Linked DNA regions of Homo sapiens: region 1 is linked to region 2. Evidence: read pairs that join two places in POLR2A ChIA-PET (ENCODE). Cell type or tissue: OCI-LY7. All regions are shown on one strand. Each heading gives the region's core, and the rest is flanking DNA. Links, peaks and the distances in the headings are about the cores only. Region 1 has its middle 15 kb from the start of ANAPC7. Region 2 overlaps ATP2A2 (ATPase sarcoplasmic/endoplasmic reticulum Ca2+ transporting 2).

Region 1 (15,560 bases), core at 3,371-11,370, 88 kb before region 2:
CTCAGGAGGTTGAGGCAGGAGAATCCCTTGTACCCGGGAGGTGGAGCTTGCAGTGAGCTGAGATTCACCACTGCACTCCAGCCTGGGTAACAGCAAGACTCCATCTCAAAAATAAATAAATAAATAAAAGGCTGGGAGCGGTGGCTCACACCTGTAATCCCAGCACTTTGGGAGGCCGAGGCAGTCGAATCACGAGGTCAGGAGTTAGAGATCAACCTGGCCAACATGGTGAAACCTCGTGTCTACTAAAAATACAAAAATTAGCTGGGCGTGGTGGCGAGTGCCTGTAATCCCAGCTACTCAGGAGGCTGGGGCAGGAGAATTGCTTGAACCCGGGAGGCAGAGGTTGCAGTGAGCTGAGATCGTGCCATTGCGTTCCAGCCTGGGCGACAAGAGCAAGACTCCATCTCAAAAAATAATAATAATAAAATAAATAAAAATTTAAAAATAATAAAATTAAATAAAATTAAAAATTAGCTGGGTGTGATGGCACACACCTGTAATCCCAGCTACTCGGGAAGCTGAGACAAGAGAATCGCTTGAACCTGGGGGGCGGAGGTTGCAGTGAGCCAAGATCTCGCTGCTGCACTCCAGCCTGGGTGACAGAGCAAGACTCTGTCTCAAAAAAAAAAAAAAAAAGAAGGCCAGGTACGGTGGCTCATGCCTGTAATCCCAGCACTTTGGGAGGCTGAGGAGGGTGGATCACCTGAGGCCAAGAGTTCGAGACCAGCCTGGCCAACATGGTGAAACCCCGACTCTACTAAAAGTACAACAAATTAGCTGGGCGTGCTGGTGGGTTCCTGTAATCCCAGCTACTTGGGAGGCTGAGGCCGAAGAATGGCTTGAATCTGGGAGGCGGAGGTTGCAGTGAGCTGATATCACACCACTGCACTCCAGCCTGGGCGACAGAGGAAGTCTCTGTCTCAAAAACAAAAAAACAAAAAAAACACAAAAAAACCTTTGTGGCAGATGCAAGATTATCCCCTTTTCCAGATGAAGAAGGCGAGGCTACAGAAATTAACTTTTTGAAACTCACACACCTGGAAGTTGGCTAAATTGGTAATTAAACCTAAATCTGTCGGAATCCAGAGCTGGCCCACACAGCCAAAACGTGGTTACTTTGAAAGAGTGTAATTTTCAGTAACCCATTCATGCAACAATATGAGTAGATTGCTCTGTTGGGTGCACTATGCCAGCTATTGAAAGGATGCACAAGAGATGTCAGTGTGGTCTCTGCTCTCTAGGACCATAATGGTCTGATGGGAAATGTGTGTAGCAAGATAGATATGAAGAAATACTGCAAGGTTCATATGATGCCCAGTTCGGTAGAAGCCCAGAGAAAAAGAGGCTTTGTTGAAGTCAGTTGGAGAAGATTTAGCAAAGGTGGCTCTCAAACCAAATGAGCTCTGAAGTGAGCCAAATTGGGCAGACTAGATCCAAAAATGGTATACTGGTCCCAGGTAAATGACGTGGTCAAGCCTGGCATGAAGGCAACCTTAGGGTGTAGAATATGATGGGGTGGATGCTGCCCCAGCAGGAGGGAATGCCCCACATTTTTTTGTCTTGAAAGCTAAGACTGGGGGAATGCCTCACATTTTTGAGAGCCAGGGTCAGACTAGGACGTGAAACTTTCTCCTGTCAACAGGGCAAAGGACACCACAGATTGTCCACATTGGCACTTTTCTGCTTTTCCCACCATTCTGAGAACCATTTGCCTGAGCAATCGTCACTTTTTTTCTTTCTGAGTTTTTCCACAGTTTCTGTACTCAAGTTTTGTGGGCTTTTTAAAAACAGGCTTGTTGGCCGGGTGCAGTGGCTCACGCCTGTAATCCTATCACTTTAGGAGGTTCGAGGCGGGTGGATCACCTGAGGTCGGGAGTTCAAAACCAGCCTGACCAACATGGAGAAACCCCGTCTCTACTAAAAATACAAAATTAGCCAGGCGTGGTGGCGCATGCCTGTAATTCCAGCTACTCAGGAGGCTGAGGCAGGAGAATCACTTGAACCCGGGAGGTGGAGGTTGCAGTGAGCTGAGATCGCACCATTGCACTCCAGCCTGGGCAACAAGAGCAAAACTCCGTCTCAAAATAAAAAATAATAATAAAATAAAAACAGCCTTGTTGAAAAATAATTCACATACAATTCACTCATATAAAATGTTCAATGGTGTTTAGCATTTTACACTATTTTCATGTGTAACATAAACTTTGCCATTTTAACTATTTTAAGTGTACAATTCAGTGGCATTAATTCCATTCAAAATGTTGTACAACCATCACCACTATCTATTTTGAAAACTTTTTTATCACCCCAATAGAAACTCTGTCCCCATTAAACCACTCCCCCGCTTCCATTCAGCCCCTGTAAACTCTAATCTACTTGATGTCTGCATGCATTCACCTATCCTGGACATTTCATATAAATGGAATCATGTGAGCTGGGCACAGTGGCTCACGCCTGTAATCCCAGCACCTTGGGAAGCTGAGGCAGGCAGATCACTTGAGGTCAGGAGTTTGAGACCAGCCTGGCCAACATGGCAAAGCCCCATTTCTACCAAAAATACAAAAATTATCTGGGCAGGGTAGTGGGCAGCTGTAATCTCAGTTACTCGAGAGGCTGAGGCAGGAGAATCACTTGAACCCAGGAGGTGGAGGTTGCAGTGAGTGAGGTGAGATTGTGCCACTGCACTCCAGCCTGGGTGACAGACGGAGACCTCTGTCTCAAAAAAAAAAAAAGGAATCTTATGATATTTGTCCTTTTTGTGTTTGGCTTCTTTCACTTAATGTAATGTTTTTGAGATTCAGTCATATTTATCCATGTTGTAGCATGTATCAGAACTCAGAACTTCATTTTTTTTTTTAGACAGTCTCACGCTGTCACTCAGACTGGAGTGCAGTGGTGCAATCTCGGCTCACTGCAACTTCCGTCTCTTGGGTTCAAGCGATTCTCGTGCCTCAGCCACCTGAGTAGTTGGGATTACAGGCACCCACCACCACACCTGGCTAATTGTTGTATTTTTAGTAGAGATGGGGTTTCACCATGTTGGCCAGGCTGGTCTCGAACTCCTGACCTCAGGTGATCCGTCTGCCTCAGCCTCCCAAAGTGCTGGGATTAGAGGTGTGAGCCACCGTGTCCAGCCCTTCATTCTATTTTATAGCTGAATAACATTCCCTTGTAGGGACAGACCACATTTTGCTTCTCCATCTGTTCATGGACACTTGGGTTGTTTCCATCTTCCGTGAAGAATGCTGCAATGAACATGGTTATACAAGCTGAGTTCCTGCTTTCAGAGTGCTTTTAAAAAGTCACCCATTTGCTATTTTATCACAAATCCCCTTGAGATTTATCCCTAAACCATTATTTAAGTCTTTTTACTTGTCTGACTATCTCATAAATAAAAATGACCATCTGGACATCTTAGAACCTTCTTTACTGAAAAGAGGGAAAATTGGTTGGGATGCTGGTGGTATTTATTCCCTCCAGTTGTTCAGGGAAATTCTTTGTCCTGAAGTTATTTTTCCACTGAAAGGAAACCTATCACTGCCAGGAGACACTTAAGGGATGTTAAGTAATGTTTCCCTTAGAGCAATTTATAAGTGTTATGTTTTTCCCCTTGTACAAAAGACAGATCTAAGAAAAATGTCTGATTGCAGCTGGGAAAAATTTTCATTCTTAGGAAGCTGCTGGACATTTAGAGATGAACTTAAGTGGAGCAGAACATTTATATTTATAAGTTGTTCCTCCAATGTATTTGACCCAACACTCCACGGTATCCACATCATTCTACATCTGTTACGCAGCTGACCTAACGATTCACAGCCAATTACCATCCCAGGACTTCTGTTTCCTCACATAAAATGAAGATAACCTCTAACACGCCCTCCAGCTCCAAAATTATCCTTTCTGAATATGATTCCATGAGGAAGAGGAGGCCTAGTCTCCTTGGATATATCTCCTGTGTGTCCCAAGTTGTTTTAACACCATACATGTCCTTTGAATATTATTAAAATCAGTATGATCTGGCCAAGCATGGTGGGTCATGTGTGTAATCCCAGCACTTTGGGAGGCCAAGGCGGGTGGATCACTTTGCTGCGGGATAATTAAGGAATTAGAGAGACTGAGGGGTTGAGGAGGAATTATTTAATTATTAAGCTGCACCAACCCAGTCGGATTAACATCCAAAGGACTGGGCCCTGAACAAAGAGTCAAGTTACCTTTTAAGCATTTCGTGGGGCAGGGGCAGATCTGTGCAGGGGGAAGCATATTACAGAAGCAAGAAACAAAGACAGTTATTTAATTGAGACATGCATTACATTATTTCATACTTTTTAAGGAACAACATGTTTTACAACTTGAGATTATCTGTCTAGTGACCTTGTAGCTGCACAGCTAGAGAAACAGGGTCTTCACAATGCTTGGGAAAGGGAGAGATAAGGCTCACTAGCCACAGAAAGACAGGCAGTTAATTTTAAAGGACTCCAGCTCTTTCTCTTCCTCAAGGGGAATTGGGTTTTCTTATATACAACTGAGTTTTTGTTTAAACATTTTTTGATTTATTTTAATTCCTGTTTCAGCTTGAGCTCAGTTCAAGACCAGCCTGGCAACATGGCAAAACCCCTGTCTCTACCAAAAAAAATTAGCCAGGCGTGGTGGCAGGTATCTGTACTCCCAGCTTCTTGGAAGGCTGAGGTGGGATTATCTCTTGAGCCCGAAAGGTAGAGGTTGCAGTGAGCTGTGATTGCACCACTGCACTCCAGCCTGGGTGATAGAGCCAGACCTTGTCTCAAAACAAAACAAAACAAAATCAGTATGATCTGAATTACATCATATTAATGGGACCTAACCGTAGAACCTACCCTCTCTTTGATAAATTGATTTTCAAGATGAATATTTTGAAATTTCCAGATTAGCTGGGCATGGTACCACACACCTGTAGTCCCAAGTACTCAGGAGGCAGAGGTGGAAGGATTGCTTGAGCCCAGGAGGTCAAGGCTGCAGTGAGCTATGATTTCGCCACTGCACTCCAGCCTGGGTGACAGAGAGAGACACAACTCTAAATAAATAAATAAAAATTGGGCACAGTGGCTCACACCTGTAATCCAGCACTTTGTGAGGCCAAGGCAGGAGGACAGCTTGAGCCCAGGAGTTTAAGACCAGCCTGGGCAACATAGCAAGACCCCATCTCCACACACACTCAATTTTTTAAATTAGCTTGGTGTGGTGGTGCATGCCTATAGTCCCAGCTACTTGGGAGGCTGAGGTGGAGGGACCACTTAAGCCTGGGAAGTTGAGGCTACAGTGAGGTATGATTGTGCCACTGCACTCAAGCCTGGGCAACAGAGGGAGATCCTGTCTCAAAAAAAATAAAAAATAAAAAATAAATAAATAAATAAATAAATAAAATTTCCAGAGGAGGTAGGTCCCCCTTTGCCTCTAATTTTTTCTCTATAAATATTTTTGCTTCATCCATTCTTTGTGTGAGTTTATCAGTTTCACAGGTGTGTTTTAGCTCTATTTCTTTGCAGGAATTATCAACTTTTCTTTTTTTTTTTTTTTTTTTTGAGACTGAGTCTCACTCTGCCACCCAGGCTGGAGTGCAGTGGTGCGATCTCAGCTCATTGCAACCTCTGCCTCCCGGGTTCAAGCGATTCTTCTGCTTCAGCCTCCCGAGTAGCTGGGACTACAGGCATGCGCCACCACACCCAACTAATTTTTGTAATTTTAGTAGAGATGGAGTTTCACCATATTGGCCAGGCTGGTCTTGAACTCCTGACCTAGTGATCCACCCACCTTGGCCTCCCAAAGTGCTGGGATTACAGACCTGAGCCACTGTGCCCAGTCTCAACCTTTCTTCTACCAGTTAGCCAGTGATACATTCTCCTTCATTCCCATCAGTATATAAAAATGATATTTCTCCAATCAGAAAACAAAAATCCTCTCTTTCACCCACCTGCTGCCAACCATGTCCTCCTTTGCTTTACAACAGGGCTTCTCCACATTGACACTTTGACATTTTGGACTGGCTACTTAAATATATGAATTAAAAAAATTTTTTTTTTCTTTTTGACAGAATCTCCCTCTGTCACCCTGGCTGGAGTGCCATGGTGTAATCTAGATTTACCGAAACCTCCACCTCCGGGTTCAAGTGATTCTCCTGCCTCAGCTTCCCAAGTAGCTGGGATTATAGGTGTGAGCCACCATGCCTGGCATGAATGTAAATTTCTCCTCCACTTTGCCGTGGGGGGCTGTCCTATACATTAAAGAATGTTTAGCAGCATCCCTAGTATCTATCTACCCGATGCCAGAAGCAACACCCACCCCACCTCAGATGTCTCCAGACATTGCCCAATGTCCCCTAGGAATACAGTCACCACCCTGCCTCCACCCCAGTTGAGAACCACTTCTCTGCAGCAAAACTCCTCAAAATAATTGGCCGGGCACAGTGGCTCATGCCTGTAATCCCAGCACTTTGGGAGGCCGAGGCAGGCGGATCACCAGGTCAAGAGTTCGAGACCAGCCTGGCCAGCATGGTGAAACCCCGTCTCTACTAAAAATACAAAAATTAGCCAGCCGGGCAGGTGGCACATGCCTGTAATCCCAGCTACTTGGGAGGCTGAGGCAGGAGAATCACTTGAACCCAGGAGGTGGAGGTTGCAGTGAGCCAAGGTCGTGCCACTGCACTCCAGCCTGGGCGAAAGGGCGAGATCTCGTCTCAAAAAAAAAAAAAAGAATTATTGGCTGGGCAAGGTGGCTCATGCCTGTAATCCCAGCACTGTGGGAGGCCAAGGCAGGCAGATTACCTGAGGTCAAGTGTTCAATACTAGCCTGGCCAACATGGTAAAACCCCTTCTCTACTAAAATACACAAAAATTAGCAGGAGCATGGTGGAGCATGCCTGTAATCCAGCTACTGGGGAGGCTGAGGCAGGAGAATCACTTGAACTTGGGAGGCAGAGGTTGCAGTGAGCCGAGATCATGCCGTTGAACTCTAGCATGGGCAACAGAGCAAGACTCCATCTCAAAATAAAAGAATTATCTATATGCATTGTCTCACATTTGTCTCCTTCTCTTTACCAAAGCGCCACTGAAAATGTTCTTGTTGACATCATCAGTGACTTTCATGTTGCTAAATGCTATGGCTATTTCTCCATAAGATGCAAAAAATTAGCCAGGCATGGTGGTGGGCGCCTGTAGTCCCAGCTACTCAGGAGGCTGAGGCAGGAGAATGGCATGAACCCGGGAGGCGGAGCTTGCAGTGAGATGAGATCACACCACTGCACTCCAGCCTGGGCAACAGAGCGAGACTCCGTCTCAAAAAAAAAAAAAAAAGAAAAGAAAAGAAAAAAGTATAATAGCAAACATTTATATAGTGCTTCTGGAACAGGAATTAAAAGAAATTAAAGAATGTGTAAGCAAAAACTCAGTTGTATGTAAGAAAACCCAATTCCCCCTGAGGAAGAGAAAAAGGTGGAGTCCTTTAAAAATTAACTGCCTGTTTTTCTGTCTGTGGCTAGTGAGCCTTATCTCTCCCTTTCCCAGGCATTGTGAAGACTCTGTTTCTCTAGCTGTGTGGCTGCAAGGTAAGTAGATAGATAAACTCAAGTCGTAAAACATGTTTTTCCTTGAAAAGTAAGAAATGATGTAATGCGGCCGGGCGCGGTGGCTCACGCCTGTAATCCCAGCACTTTGGGAGGCCGAGGCGGGCGGATCACAAGGTCAGGAGATCGAGACCATCCCGGCTAAAACGGTGAAACCCCGTCTCTACTAAAAATACAAAAAATTAGCCGGGCGTAGTGGCGGGCGCCTGTAGTCCCAGCTACTTGGGAGGCTGAGGCAGGAGAATGGCGTGAACCCGGAGGCGGAGCTTGCAGTGAGCCGAGATCCCGCCACTGCACTCCAGCCTGGGCGACAGAGCGAGACTCCGTCTCAAAAAAAAAAAAAAAAGAAATGATGTAATGCATGTCTCAACTGAATAACTGTCTTTGTTTCTCACTTCTGTAATATGCTTCCCCCTGCACAGATCTCCCCCTGCCCCATGAAATGCTTAAAAGGTAACTTGACTCTTTGTTAGGGGCTCAGTCCTTTGGATGTTAATCCGACTGGGTTGGTGCACCTAAATAATTAAATAGTAAGTATCCTCCTCAACCCGTCGGTCTGATTCCTAAATTAGCCCGCTACACTGCAAGGGACCCAGAGATCACCTCCAGCCCCTCTTTTAACTCTTAGTGGGTTTTTGAGCTGGATCGAAAACGAACTGACACCAGGCAGATTAACAAGAGAAAAGTGTACAAACTTTGTTTCACGTGTACGGGGGGGTCTACACAAAAAAAAGAGTGAAGTCTGAAGAAGTGGCCAAATAAGATGCTTTATATGTTTTAGACAAAGAGCAATATACTTGAGAAGAAATGACAGGACAAAGAAAATCTGGCTGGGGCAGTAAATTTTTCAGGGGAGTCACTAGGAGATAAATGGGGGGAGTGCCAAACTGGTGAAAGTAAAGGTAACTTTGTTAAGTATGTTTATGGAGGTCCATTGTAGCCTTTAGTTTTAAGTCTCTGGAGATAAGGGCTATTTTCTTGCTCTTATATGGAGAGGGTACCTTTTCCAGATAAATCCTCATCACTTGTTACATGCAGGAAAACAGTGGTCAGCTCATTGTTTCTGAAACTTTACTTCCTCTATTTTTTTTTTCTTTGGTGACAGAATCTCACTCTGTTACCCAGACTGGAGTGCAGTGACACAATCTCAGCTCACTGCAACCTCCACCTCCCAGGTTCAAGTGATTCTCATGCCTCGGTCTCCTGAGTAGCATGCGTCACCACGCCCAGCTAATTTTTGTATTTTTAGTAGAGAGAGGGTTTTACCATGTTGGCCAGGCTGGTCTTGAACTCCTGGGCTCAAGTGATCAGCCTGCTTCGGCTTCCCAAAGTGCTTGAATTACAGGCGTGAGCCACCGTGCCCAGCCTCTCTAATGCTTTTTAACTCAATAATTGATATATCGATTTGGCATATTTGGAGTTTTGGGATTTTTGTTTTATTTATTTATTTATTTTTGAGACGGGGTCTCTCTTTGTCACCCAGGCTGGAGTGCAGTGGTGGGATCATAGCTCACTGCAGCCTCCACTTCCTGGGCTCAAGTGATTCCCCTGCCTCAGTCTCCCTGGTAGCTGGGACTATAGATGAGCACCACCATGTCCGGCTAATTTTTGTGTTTTTTTGTACAGACATGGTCTTGCTATATTGCCTAGGCAGGTCTTGAACTCCTGAGCTCAAGTGATCTGCCTGCCTCGGCCTCCCAAAGTACTGGGATTACAACCACCATGCCCAGCCCAATTTGGCATATTTTGGGATGGCACGTCCTTCACTCCTTCAGTGCTCACAGTGTGCTAGGTGTTGTTCTAAGTGTCTTAGATATGGTGGTACACCTAGCTGGTTCAACCTGCAGAGCAGCTTTTTTTTTTTTTTTTTTTTGAGACGGAGTCTCGCTCTGTTGCCCAGGCTGGAGTGCAGTGGCACGATCTAGGCTCACTGCAAGCTCCGCCTCCCAGGTTCACGCCATTCTCCTGCCTCTGCCTCTCGAGTAGCTGGGACTACAGGCACCCACCACCGCACCCGGCTAATTTTTTGTATTTTTTGTAGAGATCAGGTTTCACTGTGTTAGCCAGGCTGGTCTCGATCTCCTGACCTCCTGATCCGCCCGCCTCAGCCTCCCAAAGTGCTGGGATTACAGGTGTGAGCCACCACACCCGGCCTCAGAGCAGCTCATTTTTTTAATATTTTCTGTCTTTTATAACAAAATTACAGTCAGCAATAATTCTGAAATGAAGTGACTAATAATCACAGCCAGAAAAGAAACAGTGAAAGTTTTACTTTATTGAATTTCATGGCTGGGCATGGTGGCTCACACCTGTAATCCCAGCACTTTGGGAGGTCGAGGCAGGTGGATCACCTGAGGTCCAGAGTTCAATACCAGCCTGGCCAACATGGTGAAACCCTGTCTCTACTAAAAATATAAAAAGTTAGCCTGTAGGCTGGACGTGGTGGCTCACGCTTGTAATCCCAGAACTTTGGGAGGCGGAGACATGTGGATCACAAGGTCAAGGGTTCAAGACCAGCTTGGCCAAGATGGTGAAACCCCGTCTCTACTAAAAATACAAAAATTAGCCGGACGTGGTGGCGGTTGCCTGTAATCCCAGCTACTTGGGAGGCTGAAGCAGAGAATTGCTTGAACCTGGGAGGCAGAGCTTGCAGTGAGCCAAGGTCGTGCCACTGCACTCCAGCCTGGGCAACAGAGTGAGACTGTGTCTCAAAAAAAAAAAAAAAATTAGCCTGTAATCCCAGCACTTTGGGAGGTCGAGGCTGGTGGATCACCTGAGGTCCAGAGTTCAATACCAGCCTGGCCAACATGGTGAAACCCTGTCTCTACTAAAAATATAAAAATTAGCCTGTAGGCTGGACGTGGTGGCTCACGCCTGTAATCCCAGCACTTTGGCAGGCCAAGGTGGGTGGATCACAAGGTCAGGAGTTCAAGACCAGCCTGACCAACATGGAGAAACCCTGTCTCTACTAAAAATACAAAATTAGCCGGGCGTGGTGGCGCAGGCCATAATCCCAGCTACTCAGGAGGCTGAGGCAGGAGAATCACTTGAACCTAGAAAGCGGAGGTTACAGTGAGCGGAGATCACACCATTGCACTCCAGCCTGGGCAACAAGAGCAAAGCTCCTTCTCAAAAAAAAAAAAAAAAAAAATTAGCTGGGCGTGGTGGTGTGCATCTGTAATACCAGCTACTCAGGAGGCTGAGGTGGGAGAATCACTTGAGCCCAGGAGGTGGAGGTTTCAGTGAGCTGAGATCATGCCACTACACTCCAGCTAGGATGACAGAGTGAGATTCTGTATCAAAAGAAAAAAAAAATCAAATTCATATTATGGTACAAAAAGGTAACAAATTAATGCTTTTAAATGACATTTAAATATTTGTATATATATGTGTGTATATACACATATAAATATATTTATGGCCGGGCGTGGTGGCTCATGCCTGTAATCCCAGCACTTCGGGAGGCCAGGGCGGGTGGATCACGAGGTCAGGAGTTCGAGACCAGCCTGACCAACATGGTGAAACTCCGTCTCTACTAAAAATACAAAAATTACCCGGGTGTGGTGGCACCTGCCTGTAATCCCAACTACTCAGGAGGCTGAGGCGGGAGAATCGCGCCACTGCACTCCAGCCTGGGTGACAGAGCGAGACTCCGTCTCAAAAAAAAAAAAAAAAAAAAAAAAAAAAAAAAAATATATATATATATATATATATATATATATATATATACACACACACATATATATATATATATATCTCGCTCTGTCACCCAGGCTGGAGTGCAGTGGCGCAATCTCGGCTCACTGCAAGCTCTGCCTCCTAGGTTCATGCCATTCTTCTGCCTCAGCCTCCCAAGAAGCTGGGACTACAGGCGCCCACCACCACGCCCGGCTAATTTTTTGTATTTTTAGTAGAGATGGGGTTTCATCATGTTAGCCAGAATGGTCTCGATCTCCTGACCTCGTGATCCGCCCGCCTCGGCCTCCCAAAATGCTGGGATTATAGGCATGAGCAACCCCGCCCGGCACGCCCAGCTAATTTTTGTATTTTTAGTAGAGACGGCGTTTCACCATGTTGGCCAGGATGGTCTCCATCTGCTGACTTCGTGATCTGCCCGCCTCAGCCTCCCAAAGTGCTGGGATTACAGGCGTGAGCCACCACACCCGGCCCTATTTTTTTTTTTTCCAGATTGGATCTCCCTGTGTTGCTTAGAGTGGCTCAAACTCCTGGGCTCAGGGATCCTCCTGCCTCAGCCTCCTGAGCCACCGTACATAGCCTATTTTATTATTTTTATTATATTATATATAATATTATTATAGTTTATATTATATATAATATATATTATATATTATATTATTAAAGTTTATATTGTATATAATATATATTATATATTGTATATTGTATATTATATATTATATATAATATATATAATATATAATATACAATATATAAAATATATAATATATAATATACTATATATTATATATTATATTGCCTGCCTCGGCAGTATGGCAAGAGCAATCTAATATATATTAATATAAATAATATATATTATATAATATTTATTTATTTATTTATCTGAGACAGAATCTTGCTCTGTTGCCCAGGCTGGAGTGCAGTGGCACAATCTTGGCTCACTGCCACTTCCACCTCCTGGGTTCAGGCAATTCTCCTGCCTCGGCCTCCCAAGTAGCTGGGATTACAGTTGTCTGTCACCACACCCGGCTAATTTTTGTATTTTTAGTAGAGACAGGGTTTCACCATGTTGGCCAGGCTCGTCTTGAACTCCTGACGGCAGGTGATCCACCTGTCTCAGCCTCCCAAAGTGCTGGGATTACAGGCATGAGCCACCGCGCCTGGCCTGTTTTTTTTTGTTTGTTTGTTTGTTTTCTGAGATGGAGTCTTGCTCTGTTGCCCAGGCTGGAGTGAGCAGTGGTGCAACCTACCCCTCTCTAACCTATGCCCTGGGGTGGATCACTTCTACCATGCTGCCCTTAATAGCTTCCCACCATGAATTAATTTAATATTTACAACAATCCCATTAAATAGGTGCTGTTATATCTCCCCCGTTTCACAGAAGGGGTGACTAAGGTTCCAGAAAATTAAGTGACATTTAAATTAAGATAATAAATGGCAAAAATGAGATTTAAACCCAGGCAGTCTAGTGCCTATTTCTATGCTTTTAATGGCTCCCCAGTGCCATTTATGAAGGACAATGTAAAGAATACCTGTATCAGCCGGGTGCAGTGGCTCACGCCTGTAATCCCAGAACTTTGGGAGGCTGAGGTGGGCGGATCTCGAGGTCAGATCAAAACCATCCTGGCTAACACAGTGAAACCCCATCTCTACTAAAAATACAAAAAATTACCTGGGCATGGTGGCCCTCACCTGTAGTCTCAGCTACTCAGAAGGCTGAGGCAGGAGAATCGCTTGAACCTGGGAGGCGGAGGTTGCAGTGAGCTGAGATGGCGCCACTGCACTCCAGCCTGGGTGACAGAGTGAGACTCTGTCTCCAAAAAAAAAAAAGAATACCTGTATCTTCATCATTTAACTTTTTTAGCTCTTGCATTTTGCCACAGTTGAAGCTCCCGTAGATCCCTTTCCCATCTCATTCCCTATTCTCGTTTTCTAGATGTAACCTTCAATTTGATTTTGGTGGGCATCTTCACCATGAACTTTTAAATACTTTTCCTAAATATGTATGTATCCAAAAACAATGTATAACATCCTGTATGTTTTCAAACTTTATTGAAATGGTATCATAGAGTGATACAATTCTACAACTTGCTTTAGTCATTCAATATACTTTTTTACATTTATCCATGTTAACATTAATACATGTGTTAGAGTTCACTTATGTTTTAAATGCTGCATAGCAGTTCCTTGCATAAATGTAGCAAAATGTATCCATTCTTCCGCCAATGTATAAACAATATGTTTCAAGGCTTTGGTCTTCTATACATAGAAAGTTCTTGTTATTTTCATTTTGGCCAACGTTTAAAAATTGGAATACTTGGCCAGGCACAGTGGCTCATGCCTGTAATCCCAGCACTTTGGGAGGCAGAGGTGGGTGGATCACCTGAGCTCAGGAGTTTGAGACCAGCCTGGCCAACATGGTGAAACCCGGTCTCTACCAAAAATACAAAAATTAGCTGGATGTGGTGGCGCATGCCTGTAGTCCCAGCTACTTGGGAGGCTGAAGCAGGAGAATCCCTTCAACCCAGGAGGCAGAGGTTGCAGTGAGCCAAGATCGTGCCACTGCACTCCAGCCTGGGTGACAGAGTGAAACTGTTTCAAAAAAAAAAAAATTGGAATACTTCAAATATTAAAATCCAGATTTATAACTATGAATTCTTTTGAAAAGTCAAATGATACAGAAAATTCCCAGCTGCCTGGGACTAATATACTGAAATTAAGTTGCAGCTGCCCCTGTAGAGAGGGCATACTCCAGTTTGTTACAACTTCCCTGCTCCTCCCCATGTGCTGAGTGGTGATGTCAATTGCCATTTATCAAGATGACAATGTTATACATTGTTTTTGGATATATACATATTTAGAAAAAGTATTTAAGGCTGGGCGTGGTGCCTTACAGCTGTAATCCCAGCACTTTGGGAGGCTGAGGTGGGCAGATCACCTGATGTTGGGAGTTCAAGACCAGCCTGGCCATCAGGGCGAAACTTCATCTCTACTAAAAATACAAAAATTAGCTGTGCATAGTGGCGCGTGCCTGTAATCCCAGCTACTTGGGAGGCTGAGGCAGGAGAATCGCTTGAACCCGGGAGGCAGCATTTGCAGTGAGCCAAAATTGCGCCATTGCACTCCAGCCTGCGCAAGAAGAATGAAACTCCATCTCAGAAAAAAAAAAAAAAGAAAAGAAAAAGTATTTAAAAGTTCACAGAAGGCCGGGCACAGTGGCTAACACCTGTAATCCTAGCACTTTAGAAGGCCGAGGCTGGCAGATCACCTGAGGTCAAGAGTTCAAGACCAGACTAGCCAACAAAGCAAAACCCTGTCTCTACTAAAAATACAAAAATAAGTCAGGCATGATGGTGCATGCCTTTAATCCCAGCTACTTGGGAGGCTGAGGCAGAATAGCTTGAACCTGGGAGGTGGAGGTTGTGGTGAGCAGAGATCCTACCACTGCACTCCAGCTTGGGGGACACAGTGAGACTCTGTCCCAAAAAAAAAAAAGTTCGGCTGGGCATGGTTGCTCACGCCTGTAATCCCAGCACTTTGAGAGGCCAAGGCAGGTGGATCACCTGAGGTCAGGAGTTGGAGACCAGCCTGACCAACATGGAGAAACCCTGTCTCTACTAAAAATACAAAATTAGCTGGGCATGGTTGTCAGGCCTCTGAGCCCAAGCCTGCATGTATACATCCAGATGGCCTGAAGTAACTGAAGAATCACAAAAGAAGTAAAAATGGCCAGTTCCTGCCTTAACTGATGACATTACTTTGTGAAATTCCTTCTCCTGGCTCAGAAGCTCCCCCACTGAGCACCTTGCAACCCCCGCCCCTGCCCGCCAGAGAACAACCCCCTTTGACTGTAATTTTCCTTTACCTACCCAAATCCTATAAAACAGCCCCACCCCTATCTCCCTTTGCTGACTCTCTTTTGGGACTCAGCCCGCCTGCACCCAGGTGAAATAAACAGCCTTGTTGCTCACACAAAGCCTGTTTGGTGGTCTCTTCACATGGACGTGCATGACATTTGGTGCTGAAACCCGGGACAAGAGGACTCCTTTGGGAGACCGGTCCCCTGTCCTCACCCTCACTCCATGAGGAGATCCACTTATGACCTCGGGTCCTCAGACCAACCAGCCCAAAGAACATCTCATGAATTTCAAATCGGGTAAACGGTCTTTTCACTCTCTTCTCCAGCCTCTCTTGCTACCCTTCAATCTCCCTCCCTTGCTACCCTTCAATCTCCCTGTCCTTCCAATTCCAGTTCTTTTTCCTCTCT
Region 2 (15,560 bases), core at 2,371-10,370:
CTGATATTTGAGGTTATTAAGAAAACAGGTATACTGCTCCCTCCCAACTCAGGCTGTACTACCCCCCAATGACACAATGCCTCCTCATTTGCCCTTATTATCCAGGAAGGGATGAAAGGGCTTATGACATACAAAAAGCATTAAACGTGGTGACAACTAATCATTTTGCTAAATGAGGCTTGCCTTTATACAGCTGTGTATGACAACTAGAAAAGGCTGAGTTTTACCTCTCTCCTCCCCCAGACCTGTTCCTTCAGGCAGGCAGAACCTCTCCCCTTCCCATCGCTCCTTATTCTACCAGGGAACCCTAAGTTACAACAATGTCCTATAAAGAGGCTGCAAAAGTACTGACTGGCAGCCCCATGGTGATGACAGACAGGTAGGTCTGATGCTAAAAAGAGGTATGTTCAGCAGAACCCAATTCCATAGGAATCCAAGCTCCACAGCTAGGAGACAGTGGGCACTGAGGATGAGGCTGTTTGCAGGCAAATGGTCTGGTGGACCTATTAGAGGACCATGTGGCTGTGCAGACCCTGGACTGCAGATAGAGGGTATTCACTCTAAGATAGTGTAGGAGGGCTCTTGCCCAACAAGCAATCACCCTGTCTGCCATATAAAAGGAGCAGCTGCTGCTGCTGCCACACAGCTCAGGAATGATGTTTCCTGGGTGGTGGTTTGTGGGGGCAGGAACCAGACATAGACTTTGAGAGCCTGACTTACGTCCCTAAGCTCCTTCTGCTCCTCCCTGGCTGCTCTGAGAGCATCACACTCCTTCCTCCAATACAATCAGCTTCCGCAGTTCCCATTCTTGAGCTGCTTCTGTAGCTTGCTTCTTCTCTCCCACCTGTCCTTGGCACCCACGTGACCGACTGACCCACACAGACTTTGTGTATTGCAACATCTTATCTGCATATCACTTCTCATCCAAGCAATCATCTACCACTTTGGCCAGGATAAGATAAAGGGAGTTATCCTTCAAGTTTAGCCACTTCAGGCCTTAATTTTTTTTTGAGATGGGGTCTGACTCTGTTGCCCAGGCTCAAGTGCAGTGATGCTGCAACCTAAACTCTAGGCCTCAAGTGACTCTCCCGCCTCAGCTTCCCAAAGTGTTGGGATTACAGGTGTGAGCCACTGCGCCTGGTCCACTTCAAGTTCTTAAGCTGAGCCAAGTGACAGGCAGGGGGACCAGTCTTTTGAGGAGACCCAGGTGCTAGAGACTCAATGGATGGCCATTCTTCACCAGCAGCCGTTGCAAAGTGTTTCTACTGAGGTCTAGGCTCCCCGGGCTTGTGAGGCCACAGAAATCTAAGGGCAGTACTGCAGGACAGGTCCAGTATGGTGGTCTTGGCAGGAGGGAGCAGCAGCTCTTTGAGAGGAACCTCACTCAGGTCCAACTCACTGTGGAGACTCCCCATCCTTGCTACTGGCCCTTGTCATAGTGATGCTGGTCGAATGAGCCCTGTCTCAAAGACTCTGACAGGCAGAAAAAGGCTCAGAGGCCACTTATTTGTTCAGTGTATACATGAACAATGTGGGTGCCCTCTGCCACTGCCACTGCCACTGCCACCACCATCACCACATTGACCTTTGGTATTTGGTTATGCTGGTCTCATCAAATGAGTTAAGAAATGTTTGATGCCCAGGCGCGGTGGCTCATGCCTGTAATCCCAGCACTTTGGGAGGCCGAGGTGGGCGGATCACCTGAGGTCAGGAGTTCGAGACCAGCCTGGCTAGCATGGTGAAACCCCTTTCTACGAAAAATACAAAAAATTAGCCAGGCGTGGTGGCGTGTGCCTGTAATCCCAGCTACTAGGGAGGCTAAGGCAGGAGAATCGCTTGAACCTGGGAGGTGGAGGTTGCAGTGAGCCAAGATCGCGCCATGGCACTCCAATCTGGTGACAGAGAGAAACTCTGTCTCAAAAAAAAAAAAAAAAAAAAGGTTTAATTGAACAGGAAAAGAAAGTGTGGTAGCTGACAGGGGAAATAAGGTCAAAGGAAAGTTTCAAGATAGAAAGACACTATTATTTCCCCCTATGCTGAAGAACATCTAGTAGAGATGGAAATCAATAATGCAGCAAAGATGTTGGGAGGAGGTGGCTTCTGCTAGGAGCAAGAACACTGTTCACAGCACTATGGGAGAAGGCAGCCCCTGTGGGCCCAGAGGGTCGCTCAAGGAAATTAGCTATTGATTGCTTTTATTTTCCTGGTCAAATACACAGGAAGAGCATCTTACCTGAGAGTGAATATGGGGAAGGAAATACTGTAAGTTTGAGGAGATAAGGTATAATTAGTTTTCTAAGAGAGTAGGACAGTGCAGACACTAAGTATATATAGTACGACTGATAAGCAGCATGAACAATAAACCAGGTTCAAATACTCACTGAGTTGCAGGCATTTGCACGTTCTATTTTAGAAAGACCCTTCAATTCGGTATCAAATACATTCATCTTCTCTACTAGGCAAGTGAGAGCAGTCTCTGTAGCTTCTCCAACTTTTTCATACACACCCTTTGCCTGTATTGGTTAAAGGCACAGAAAGTAGAAAAAAGGGAGAAGTACACAGATAAATTTATCTTTAATATTTTTTTTCCACAAAAGCACAATCTGTCCTCTATTACAACACTGTAAGGCCATTTTTATCCTCCTCTGAAACAGGTGACCCAGATAATTAAAAACATACTCAAAGTACAGGTGTGCATGTGATCTTATTCTAATAAGTAGGTTTTTCATTTCCCTTAAATATAAGATGACATCAAACACAGTATTTATTATTTCACCCAAATATAAGAAGCCACTGATCACACTATTAATTCAAAGAGTGCCTTCACATAATAATGTAATTCCATGTCACTGCTTATCATTCTGAAGAGTTCACATTCTGTCTCTGACAGGGACTAGCTTACCTTTGAGACAGAAACTATATCCTTTGCTTTCAGGAAAGCATTTTCTATCCTGGGTTTTATTCATTTATAGTAAGTATGCTATCAACAGAAAGAACATCACATATACTACAACTTTAAGTTAACTAACTGCAATGCTCAGTCACAGAGGATATGTGAAAGGCTCTCAGCTTTCTTTGGTGAGGTCATGCTGGCCCCACCATCAGGTTCTGAATGGAAGGGGGAAACAAAATCAGGCACCCTTGACTTTCAAAAGGGAGGAAGGCAGGCTAGACTTTCATTCCACCCACCCCACCCTTGAACTAGGAACAGCCATTCCTTCTAATTTATGAAGAGACTTACCTCATTGTAATCCAAAGCAGAGTCATTACAAAGAGCACAAATTGTTGCTAATTCTACCAGACCATCATACTGGTGACAATTCACTGGTTTATCATCTTTATGCCTGCCCAAAGAGAAAACACTCTTAGAGCAGGGTATGGTCGCCACTATTGATTCCTCCCGCCCCCTGCCCCCCCGCAATTGTTTAATAATGAAAACAGAATTTCTGGGACAACATACTGGAAAAAATTCCAAACAATTTGATGCCAGAGCCAATATTAGACAAAAACAAAAGAGAGAATGCATCTCTGGTATCAGAAATCAATCAGTAAAAAGACCAGAAATTCTTAATTCAATTCTTCCACCACTGGCTACAGTGAATAACAAACACAAATCCCTCTTGAAAGTTTGGAGCCCAGAAGATGCAAAAAGATGACTGGATTATAACCTTTGGTTCATCTTTCAAAGTTTTTGTTTTAAAAACATTTACTACTTTAGTAATAAGTGTTGACTTGAGCCACATTCAGAAAGCTGTCTTAACTTTGTAGACATGCTGCAAATCAATACAAATACTAAACTGCCACACCAGATCCTTTAAATGAGGAGGAGGGTTACTCACACTTCTCCAATAGGTGCATAAGTTGATCCAGTTATGGTAAACTCATTAAGGGAACAAGTATCACCTTCCACTCTGTCCAGAATGAACATCTGTAGGGGGAGAGCGCATCAGAGTATTTAAAAGGGATTTTTAAAAAATGCTACACAAATAAACTACCTTTGTTAGCTTAGGACAAAGGCAAACAACCTCTTTCATTTACGAAAACAACTTTAATAAAACTCACTGAGGCTCACTCAGCATCAGCAGTACTGTCCCTTACCCTAACTAGCTTAATTATATTAGACTGCTTCGCCCATCACACCCCCGACCAATCGAACAGTATGAAAAACAGCATCACTGAGGTGCTGAATGAATGAGCAGCAGTGGCACCAAAGACACAACAACCCACACAAAATCCAAGTTATGAGGACTCCCGGTCAGCAAAAGGTCAGTTCCAGAGACAAGTTACTCTTTAGATTGCTCAGAATCCCAAATTTCAAATGGCTGGCTGTGAGAGTGGTATTAGGTAGTCCTGCCTTAGAGCTAAGCACAAAAGCTTGGGAAGAATAAACTCACATTTCAGAGTTGCATAAACATTTCCCGAGTAAAATAAGACAAACTGCTTCTCTGCTCCTTCCCACTTATTTTTATTGTGGCAATAGCTCATGTTCTATGAAGCTGCATAACTATATGTATACAGTAAGGAGCCCGCAGAGCTGAATGAATTGATGTTCCCTAGACAATACAGATGGAAGCATGCTTAGGAAAGGATTAATTTTATTTTTTAAAGCGACATAAGCTATTTTCTTAAAGATAATTTTTCCACTGCTTGATTTGCATTCACAAATTATAATTCAGAAGCCCAGTTTGGAAAAGTAAGATTTAGGCTTGTGTTTTCATTGCAAATGAAAACTTGTAAAACCTCCTCTAAAAAGAAAAAATTACAGAAAGTGATGTCAAAACTATATTTTCTCGTGCTTTCTCTGAAATATGAGCAATTAATAATCTGATCAAATCATTCTCTAAGGGGAATTTAAAAAATGTAAAACTCAAGTTAAACAGGCCACGTTGAGCTGGGCACGGTGGCTCACGCCTATAATCCCAGCACTGAGAGGCCAAGGTGAGTAGATCATGAGGACAGGAGCTCAAGATCAGCCTGGCAAAGATGGTGAAACCCGTCTCTACTAAAAATATAACAAATTAGCCGGGCGTGGTGGTGGGCACCTGTAATCCCAGCTACTCAGGAGGTTGAGGGAGAGAAGTGCTTGAACCCGGGAGGCAGAGGTTGCAGTGGGCTGAGATTGCGCCACTGCACTCTAGCCTGGGCGACAGAGCAAAACTCCGTAATAACAGCAACAACAAAGCTATGTTGTGTTTTAAAAACACATCTTTTCAGAGCAATTCATCTCACATTCAATAAGGAAATTAGTTAATCTTTATTTTAAAATAACTTTTTTTTTTTTTTGAGGTGGAGTTTCACTCTGTCGCCTAGGCTGGGTGGACTGCAATGGCACGACTCGGCTCACTGCAACCTCCGCCTCCCGGGTTCAAGTGATTCTCCTGCCTCAGCCTCCCAAAGAAATTATAGGCGCCTGCCAACATGCCCAGCTAATTTTTGTAATATTAGTAGAGACGAGGTTTCACCATGTTAGTCAGGCTGGTCTCGAACTCCTGACCTCAGGTGATCCGCCCGCCTCGGCCTCCCAAAGTGCTGAAATAACAGGCGTGAACCACTGTGCCCAGCCAAAAATGTGAAATTCTTTGAGTCTATACCAAAGCCCAAAATATTCTAAAAGACATTCAGAATCTGAATCTACATTAGCTAAATCTAAATGTACTTAGACATTTTTGACTGTGAGCAAGTCAACCATTTAGGATATGCAGGATGAAAATCTTCCTAAGTCAAGGGCAGTTATGCAATACCACTGCAAGAAGCCTCCTGCAGAATACCAATTAGCACCAGCTTCCTGTTGTGAGGTAGAGCTTCACTCAGAACAGGCAGGCTTTTTCTTTATTATAAGAAAACATTTTAAGCCAAGCCATTCAAGGGAGAAAAGAACAAAAAAAAATTATAGTGAACTGGGAAACTGAAATTTTAAAAATTACAATTTTACACATGGCTTTACACATGGCTTACTTTCACAGACATAAAGACTATTCTGAGGAATTAAAGCTTTCAGGCTAAGTGAGACACAAAATCGTAAATAAGAAAATTCCCTTTCTCTTCCTGAAACAACCAGTATGACAAAACTGACTTTTAGCCAATTCATCCAACCTTTTGGTTCCAAAAAATAAGAACTTAAGTAGCTCAAACACCTTAATATCCTGGAGAAACCTAAGACAAACCTAGAAGCTTTCCACTTTGAAAGTTGGAACACCCCAGTTCTGTCAATTCTAAATGTGGGTTTGGACTTCACAAGGAGCTTGCGGGGGAGGGAGAACCTGTATCTAAAAAATCATCATGAGCTTAAAATTGGCAAGATAAAAATTCACAGGGCTTAACTGATTATAAAACAATTTCCGATGTTAAAAATAATTATCTAAAACCTGACAAAAAGGCCAAGATAACTACACCCTTTCAATATCATACAGAAGCATTATTTAACAAGCCCATTCTAGGAAAATGTAACACTGTGTTACTAAATAAATGCTCATGTTATATGAGGTTTCCCTGTAAGACATTAGTTTTGTAATCTAACCTAGCAATCCCTATTCTAATATTCTAATATTGAACACTTCCTCAAATACAGATTCCCTTGCTAATTAATGAGCCGAATAAAATATGTGACAAATGTCTACTCTGTATGAGTCATGTGTACCTTTTGGAATAGACTTGTACCAAGTTGTTTAAGCAAAACCTAAGGAAAGTGAATTATACAAAATAATCCAGCTGTATAATTATTGCATTATTTATTCAGTTGTTACTTTTCTAACAGCAGGTTTAAATTATTTATTTTATCAAATGATGGTCAAAAAATATAGGATGGCCGGGCGCGGGGGCTCACGCCTATAATCCCAGCACTTTGGGAGGCTTTCAAAAGCGGGTGGATCACTTGAGGTCGCGAGTTCGAGACCAGCCTGACCAACATGGAGAAACCCTATCTCTACTAAAAATACAAAAAATTAGCCGGGCGTGGGGGCGCATGCCTGTAATCCCAGCTACTTGGGAGGCTGAAGCAGGAGAATTGCTTGAACCCAGAAGGCGGAGGTTGTAGTGAGCTGAGATCGGGCCATTGCACTACAGCCTGGGCAACAAGAGTGAAACTCCATCTCAAAACAAGAACAAACAAACAAACAAAAATATATATGATGAATACACAGAATAAAGCAAGTTAAAAGCAATTTTAGTCAGCCCTCTGTACCTGTGGGTTCCACATCCACGGTCAACTAAACAGCAGATGGAAAAAATAACTGCATCTGTACTGAACATGTACATTTTTTTCTTGTCATTATTCCCTAAACAACACAGGTTAACTATCCCTAAACAACACAGTTTAACTATTTACATATCATTTATAATATTACGTTAGGTACTGTAAGTAATCTGGAGATGTTTTCAAGTATACTGGAGGATGAACAAGGTTATATGCAAGTACTGAACCATTTCATTTCAGAGACTTGAGCATCTGCAGAGTTTGGTATCTGAGGGAGGTCCTGGAACCAATCTCTAATGAATACAGAGAGATGACTATCTACTTTTTGAGAAAAAGCACGCTTCATTCAACATGTGATAGAAAAACCAATTAGGACTTCAGGTAGGGAGGTTAACTAGCAGCTTTCTCTAGAACTTGTCTATTAACATACACCTAGAGACAGAGGATCAGGAAAATTAGAAAGGAGGCTGAGTGTGGTGGTTCATGCTTATAATCCCAGCTCTTTGGGAGGCCAAGGCAGGAGGATCACTTGAGCCCAGGAATTCAAGACCAGCCTGGTGACATAGTGAGAACCTGCCTCTACAAAAAAAAATAAAAAAACTAGTGGGGCATGGTGGCATGCACTTGTGGTTGCAGCTACTTGTGAGGCTGGGGTGGGAGGACTTGAGCCTGGGAGGTTGAGGCTGTAAGTGAGCCACAGCTGTGTCACTGCACACTAGCCTGGGCAACAGAATGAGACCTTGTCTTTTTTCTTTTCTTTTCTTTGAGATGGAGTCTTGCTTGTCGCCCAGAATTGAGAGCAGTGGTGTGATCTTGGCTCACTGCAACCTCCGCTGCCCAGGTTCAAGCAATTCTCCTGTCTCAGCCTCTCGAGTAGCTGGGACTACAGGTGCACGCCACCACTCAGCTAATTTTTGTCTTTTCGGTAGAGACAGGGTTTCACCATTTTGGTCAGGTTGGTCTCAAACTTCGGACCTCAGGTGATCCACCCGCCTCGGCCTCTCAAAGTGCTGGGATTACAGGCGTGAGCCACTGCGCCCAGGCTTTTTTTTTTTTTAATTAAAGGAAAATATAATTTCTCTAATTCTCTTACATCTAATACAAGTATATCAGCCATACAGATATCCTGTATTTTGTGAAAGTTTTAGGAATTAAATGATTAGATCCTCTCAAATATTAGAAATTAAGCTCAGGCTATACATACAGCCCACAGAAATGTATGAAATTACAAATCAAAAGTTTTGATGGCATGAAGGCATATTGGTAGGATGAACAAAGAACCACGACACGGAATATTCTAAATTACTCCTCTTACCCTGCAGACTGACATCTGGTTTGTTGTAAGTGTACCAGTCTTGTCTGAGCAGATAACAGAAGTACAACCAAGGGTTTCCACAGACGGGAGGCTTCGAACAATGGCATTTTTCTTTGCCATTCTGCGAGTTCCAAGAGCCAGGCAGGTGGTGATGACTGCAGGCAGACCTTCAGGAATGGCTGCTACAGCCAGGGCCACTGCAATTTTAAAGTAGTAAATAGCACCTCTGATCCAGGACCCTCCATGAACCGGGTCATTGAAGTGCCCAATATTTATGATCCAGACTGCAATGCAAATAAGGGAGATGACTTTGGAAAGCTGTTCCCCAAATTCATCTAGTTTTTGCTGAAGGGGTGTTCTCTCCTGTTCTGTTGCCACCATTTCATCCCGGATCTTGCCAATTTCGGTGTTAACTCCAGTTGCTACCACCACTCCCATAGCTTTCCCAGCAGCAATGTTTGTACCCTAGGACAGAAGTAGAGAACTGGTCACAAGATGAATACCACATCCCAACTTAAATACCGACGCTGGTTTTTGACTAGGGCACCCAGATTCTCTACACATTCTACTAGGTCTTCCACTGGCTACTGTTCAAGCAACCAGCCATACAACTGTGACAACAAGCAATGCTCCATGTGCTACTTACTTATGTCAGGCAGCTCTGTACTGACCCACCTAGATTTCTATTTGAGCCCGGCTTGCAGACCATCTTCAAGCAGTGCTCTTAACCCCTCTGTGTTCCCAATTTTTCAAACTCATATAGTTCAACTCTAAGCATTCTCCACTTCTGGCTCCAACAACTCAAGGCCCCTACTTTTCTCACTGTAATAGAAACGGCAACTAGCCCCATGGGCTATCTTGACAACCCCTACTCATGTGACAGGGTCCAAAAACCAAAGAAATCAAATGTGAGCAGTCTCTCCCATGCCACTTTAATTCCTAGTGTTATAAGAGAAGGACATGGCTTCACTATTTTCAGGGTACCTCTATTTACTTACTATGGGTAGTAGTCAGGTTCTCATACAAACCCACAAATGTCCCCAACTTAAAATCATTTCCTCACTATTCAAAGAATTTTTCACATCAATAGAAAAAGTGAAATAGTAAAATGAACATTCATATACTTTGCACCTAGACTCACCATTATTAATGGTTTGCCATGTTTGCTTTCTCTCTCTCTCTAAACACGCACCTTTTTATTGTGAACCACATACAAATAGCAGCTGTCATCTACATCATTTTGAAAATACCCTTTATTGGCTAAGGCTTTTCCAAACAAATCTACTTTTCAACTATGTTTGCAGGTAAGAGTTTGAAGATGTATAAGCTAGTCATTATTTTTTGGTCCCCCAAAACTTGCCAATTAAAAGACATCTAAGTCACACGTTATGTTACTGCCATATTCTGACACCTAAGACTGACCATGAAAAGTGTGATTATCCTTTAGAATGATAGCCAGTGATGGTTGGCAGTGAAAAACATAACATTTGATTAGGCTTTGGAAATGTCTGTAAATAAAAACACATTTCATAAAGTACTTACAGAAAACAGCATGTTCTTTTTATCTTGGTTGACAGCTCGTGGGTCAGGGACGGGATCAGTGTGCTTGATGACAGAGACAGATTCACCTAAGCGGGTTGTGAGACAGAAAAAACAGATCTCTGCGACCCACACCAAGAACCTAGAACCTCTCATTCATGCCCACCCATTACCACTCTTGGGATACTGTTAGTGTGAGAAAAGGTTGGCAAAAGGCCCAATTCATTCAAAGGAGGTAAGCTGGGAAAACTTAGTAATGGAAATTAATACCAGAACAAAGGGTGTCAGGATAAAAATCAACACAATTCCAAAATAAAAAAGTGAATTTTCAAGTAGAATCCCCATTGATTATTTTCTGGAGTAACTATTCAAATTAATTTATTTTTCAGTAATCATTTTATACTCTGATACTGTGACTGTATTATTTACATATATTTGTTGTATACTTTAATAAATACTTTAACATATATACTGATACTTTTTTTTTTTTTCGAGACAGAGGTCTTGCTCTATCACCCGGGCTGGTGCAATGGCACCATCACAACTCACTACAGCCTCAACTTCCTGGGCTCAAGCAATCTTCCCAACTTGGCTTCCTGAATAGCTGGGATTACAGGCACCCAATACCACGCCGGGTTAATTTTTTTGGTATTTTTTTGTAGAGATGAGGTTTTACCATGTTGCCCAGGGTGGTCTCCAACTCGTGGACTCAAACAATTTGCTCATCTTGTCCTCCTCAAAGTGCTGGAATTACAGGTGTGGGCCACATCTGGCTATGCTCTGGAGTAGCAATTAGCAAGTGTACTGGAAAGATCGCATGGTAAATAAAGAACTACTTTTTTTTTTTTTTTGAGACGGAGTCTTGCTTTGTTGCCCAGGCTGGAGTCCAGTGGCACAATCTTGGCTTACTGAAACCTCTGCCTCCCGGGCAATTTTCCAGCCTCAGCCTCCCAAGTAGCTGGGATTACAGGCATGTGCCACCATGCCCAGCTAATTTTTGTATTTTTAGTAGAGACAGGTTTTGCTATGTTGGCCAAGGCTGGTCTCAAACTCCTGACCTGAGGTGATCCCCCCACCTCGGCCTCCCAAAGTGCTGGGATTACAGGCATGAGACACCATGCCCAGCTGATTTCAATTTAAAAATCATGTCATAGATATATAATTAGGGTCAATCTGAGTAAAATATGTCTCTAAATGTTACTTTAAGTTACAGGTAGCAAACTTCACTCTCAATATTTGACCAAAAAAATTGGTTCCACAAGTTAGCCAAAAACTACATTATGATTTCTTAATGAAAGAAAGATAATATTCGAGAACCTCTATGAAGTTTAAATTTTTTTTTAAACTTTTAAAGTTTTTTATTATAGGCTGGGTGTGATGACTTATGTCTGTAATCCCAGCACTTTGGGGGTTTGAGGCGGGCGATCACTTCAGGTCAGGAGGTCAAGACCAGCCTGGACAACATGGCAAAACCCTATCTCTACTAAAAATACAATTAGCCAGGTGTGGTGGTGCATGCCTGTAATTTCAGCTACTAGGGAGGCTGAGGCATGAGAATTACTTGAACCCCGGAAGCAGAGGCTGCACTGAGCTGAGATCGCGCCACTGGGCCACAGAGTGCAACTCTGTCTTTAAAAAAAAAAAAAAAAAGATTTTCATTATAGAGACTATAACTGCTCTCTCAAACTCTTGGCCACAAGTGATCCTACTGCCGCAGCCTCCCAAAGTCCTGAAATTACAGGCATGAGCCACCGTGACCAGCCTAAAAAGTTTTTAAATGCCTGTAATCCCAGCACTTTGGGAGGCCAAGGCAGGCGGATCATGAGATCAGGAGTTCGAGACCAGCCTGACCAACACAGTGAAACCCCGTCTCTACTAAAAATACAAAAATAAGCTGGGCATGGTGGCGCACGCCTATAATCCCAGACACTCAGGTGGCTGAGGCAGGAGAACAGCTTGAATCCAGGAGGCAGAGGTTGCAGTGAGCTGAGATCACAGCACTACACTATAGCCTGGGCAACAGAGCGAGACTCCGCCTCAAAAAAAAAAAAATTTTTTTTAAATGGCAACTACGTCTTTAGGGCACACTATGAGAATTTCACACATATAACCCAACCATTTCTCCAACATTTTATGGCTTAATTGGCCTCCAGCTTGTTGTTGCTAATGAGAATTTTAATAAGTAAGCTATTTATAAAGAAACAATACCAAAAAAAATAGAGCCAGGTTACTCATATAACTGTCTCCATGACATTAGCTGCTTTTCAAAATTGATAATCAGATAAATCTTGAGAGCCTTTAGACTTTATGTTTACTATTTAATCCAAGTTAGCATTGTATTTAAAGTTAATTCTTCTGACAAACTTACTTCCAGTTAGTATGAACCCTCCACCCTAGATTGTGCTTTTATCACACAAAAACGGGAAAATGTTTCAAACAATTGTGCAAATTCCAGGTAGTACAATTTTCATCTCTTATGGGGGCTAACTTTTGTTCATTGTGTATTTGGATACTGTAAAGATTGATACAACATTAGCACTCCTCCAGTGAAAAAAATTACAGCACTGGAGTCTATTTTTCTTGCCTGGAAAAAGGACATCGAATAAGTAATTTGCTTTCCACAAAACAGACAACAATTCAACCTTAAGATTTACCTATGGTAACGAACAAATTACAACTTTTTTTTGGAGACAGAGTCTTGCTCTGTCCCCCAGGCTGGAGTGCAGAGGCACAAGCATGGCTCACTGTAGCCTTGACCTAGGCACAAGTGATCTTTTCACCCAGCCTCCTGAGTAGCTGGGATTACAGGCCTGGCTAATTTTTGTATTTTTTGTAGATACGGGGTTTTGCCATGTTGCCCAGGCCCGTCTTTAACTCCTGGGCTCAAGCCATCTGCCCGCCTCAGTCTCCCAAAGTGTTGGAATTACATGCATGAGCCACCGTGCCCAGCCATTTTGTTTTGTTTTTAAATCATGCCTTTAAAACCGTATCGGCAGCCAGGTGCAGTGGTTCACGCCTGTAATCCCAGCACTTTGGGAGGCCGAGGCAGGTGGATTACCTGAGGTCAGGAGTTCAAGACCAGCCTGACCAACAAGGTAAAACCCCATCTCTAATAAAAATACAAAAATTAGCTGGGCATGGTGGCAGGAGCCTGTAGTCCCAGCTACTTGGGAGGCTGAGACAGGAGAACTGCCTGAACCTGAGAGGCGGAGGCTGCAGTGAGCCGCAATCACGCCACTGCACTCCAGCCTGGGCAATGGAGCGAGACTAAAGCACTAAGAAATAAGTATCTTAGAGAGGATTAAGATGGGATACCATAAAGGGACAGTGAGGCAAGAGCCAACTCTATTGGCATGGAATATGCGAAGGTCTTCAGAAATTCAATGACTTAATATATCATATTTACCTGTGAGAATTGACTGGTCAACTCTTAGTGTGGTAGATTTGATGGAAGTTAACCTTATATCAGCAGGAACTTTGTCACCAACTAATTAGGAGAAAAAAAAGGCGGCTGAAATGAGCAACTTTTAAAACTATGTTATCTAAAGATGAATTTGTCTCCAAATCAATTTTTAAAGAAAATAAATGATCTGCATATAACACAAATACATAAAATTCAGTTAAAACAAGCAAAGTGATCAACCTATCTTGGAGTCATAAAAAACTTTAGATGGATTCAAGATTTGAATTAGGAAGGAAGAGAATGAGGCTTAAGGAAACCTAACTACATTATTCTAAGAAATTTTGCTCTGTATCTTCAGACAGGCCTTCAAGCTTTCACTTTAAAGAATACTTTCCTACTTAGCAGTAAGTAAAAGTCTTACTACATATACACAAGGCACAGCAAAGAGAATAAAGTTGTATATGCCATGATTCATTCCATCAAAAAAGCTAAATTATTGTGAACAGGAAGCAAATGGCCCCCTTTAAAAAGATATTCAATTAACGAAACACATGGCAAATGCAAAATAAAACTACACAGTAACACCACTTTTTTTTTTTGAGACAGGGCCTTGCTCTGTCACCCAGGATGTAGAGATCAGTGAGGCAATCACAGCTCACTGCACCCTTGACCTCCCACTTCAGCTTCCCAAGCAGAAGGACTACAGGTGCACACCACCTGGGAAACAAAGCTAGTCTCCATCTCAAAAAGTAAAATAAAATAAAATGTTTATTTCCAAGTTAATCTTAGCTCTTTCACTGTTTCAAACCCTTTGATATGCTCGTATAACATGTAATTAATTCATACTAAAATGACAACTTCCAATGGTATAAAGAAACACCTCTGGGAAGGTGTAGCAAACTAGTAACACTGCACAGCTGGGGCATATATCCTTTGATACTTTTTGAAATATCAATTAATGGGAGGCTGAGGCAGGAGAATGGCGTGAACCCGGGAGGCGGAGCTTGCAGTGAGCTGAGATCGCGCCACTGCACTCCAGCCTGGGCGGCAGAGCGAGACTCCGTCTCATAAAAAAAAAAAGAAATATCAATTAAATGAATAATAAACCTCTTGCATAACCTGAAGATCTTTAAGTCAACTGAGTCTTCTTTCCTAGGCCAACAAGTTACTTTAATAGCTCTTAAAAGGCCCAAATCTCAGCCCCTTTCCTTGATGTGTGTACAAAGTGAAATTCCACAACATAGCCCAAGTAACAGACAAAGCCATGCACCTTGAGAATAGTGCCCAGCCCTCTGCTGGTATTCAAATACTGCTGAATGAGTGGCACAATCACACAAAGCAGCTGGACATTAAAACAGCTGTCCGTTAATCCCAACACTTTGGGAGGCTGAGGCGGGAGGATCACTCGAAGCTAGGAGTTCGAGACCAGTCTGGCCAACATGGCGAAAACCTGTCTCTACTAAAAATATAAAAAATTAGCTGGGAGGAATGGTAGTGTGCCTGTAGTCTCAGCTACTCAGACGGTTGCAGTGAGCCGAGTTCACACCACTACATTCCAGCTTTGGAGACAGAGCGAGACTTTGTCTCAAAACAACAATAATAACAACAAAACAGCTGTCCGTGATTTTCTGAAAGATAATTAAGGTGGTTTGTAAGTCTTACGAAAGGGCAGCTACAAATTACATAAGAAAATTCTCCCATACTTGCAGATGGCATTTTAAAATCAAATCATTTTTCAGACTTACTCTCTATACTGAATTGCATGTTACCAGTCATATACAAAATGGCAAAATAGCACTCCTGTCCAAGAAGTAAACATTGAATTTCTTATTTTTTATTTTCTTTTCAGAGACAGAGTCTTGCTCTATCACCCAGACTGGAGTGCAGTGGCATGATCTCAGCTCACTGCAACCTCCACCTCCCGGGTTCAAGCGATTCCCCTGCCTCAGCCTCCTGATCAACCGGGACTACAGGCGTGCGCCACCACAACCAGCCTCATTTTTGTATTTTTAGTAGAGATAGCGTTTCACTATGTTAGCCAGACTGATCTCAAACTCCTGACCTCAGGCATCCACCTGCCTTGCCTCCCAAAATGCTGAGATTACAGGCGT

Evidence for each region. ChIA-PET counts read pairs that join two places held together with the same protein. Peaks named below come from ENCODE experiments on the same cell type or tissue, not always from the same donor. Only the 100,000 strongest peaks of a DNase experiment are listed, where the experiment ranks them.
Region 1: POLR2A ChIA-PET joins it to region 2 with 11 read pairs; 7 of 35 experiments call an interaction of 5 or more read pairs at or near these places.

The regions. Positions count from the first base shown.
Region 1 is chr12:110,410,448-110,426,007 of GRCh38, reverse strand. No RefSeq gene overlaps it. Among named protein-coding and RNA genes, the nearest start is that of ANAPC7, 15 kb to the right of the region's middle. In OCI-LY7, for the core only: no CTCF peak of the experiment used is centred there; DNase peaks (open chromatin) are centred at 8,060 and 8,647; H3K4me3 peaks cover 782 bases; H3K27ac peaks cover 2,101 bases.
Region 2 is chr12:110,320,965-110,336,524 of GRCh38, reverse strand. It overlaps ATP2A2 (ATPase sarcoplasmic/endoplasmic reticulum Ca2+ transporting 2), which reads right to left. Exons shown (of 20, transcript NM_170665.4): 6 at 13,453-13,533; 7 at 10,050-10,135; 8 at 8,508-8,972; 9 at 3,840-3,928; 10 at 3,242-3,344; 11 at 2,382-2,513. Among named protein-coding and RNA genes, the nearest start is that of ATP2A2, 47 kb to the right of the region's middle. In OCI-LY7, for the core only: no CTCF peak of the experiment used is centred there; no DNase peak of the experiment used is centred there.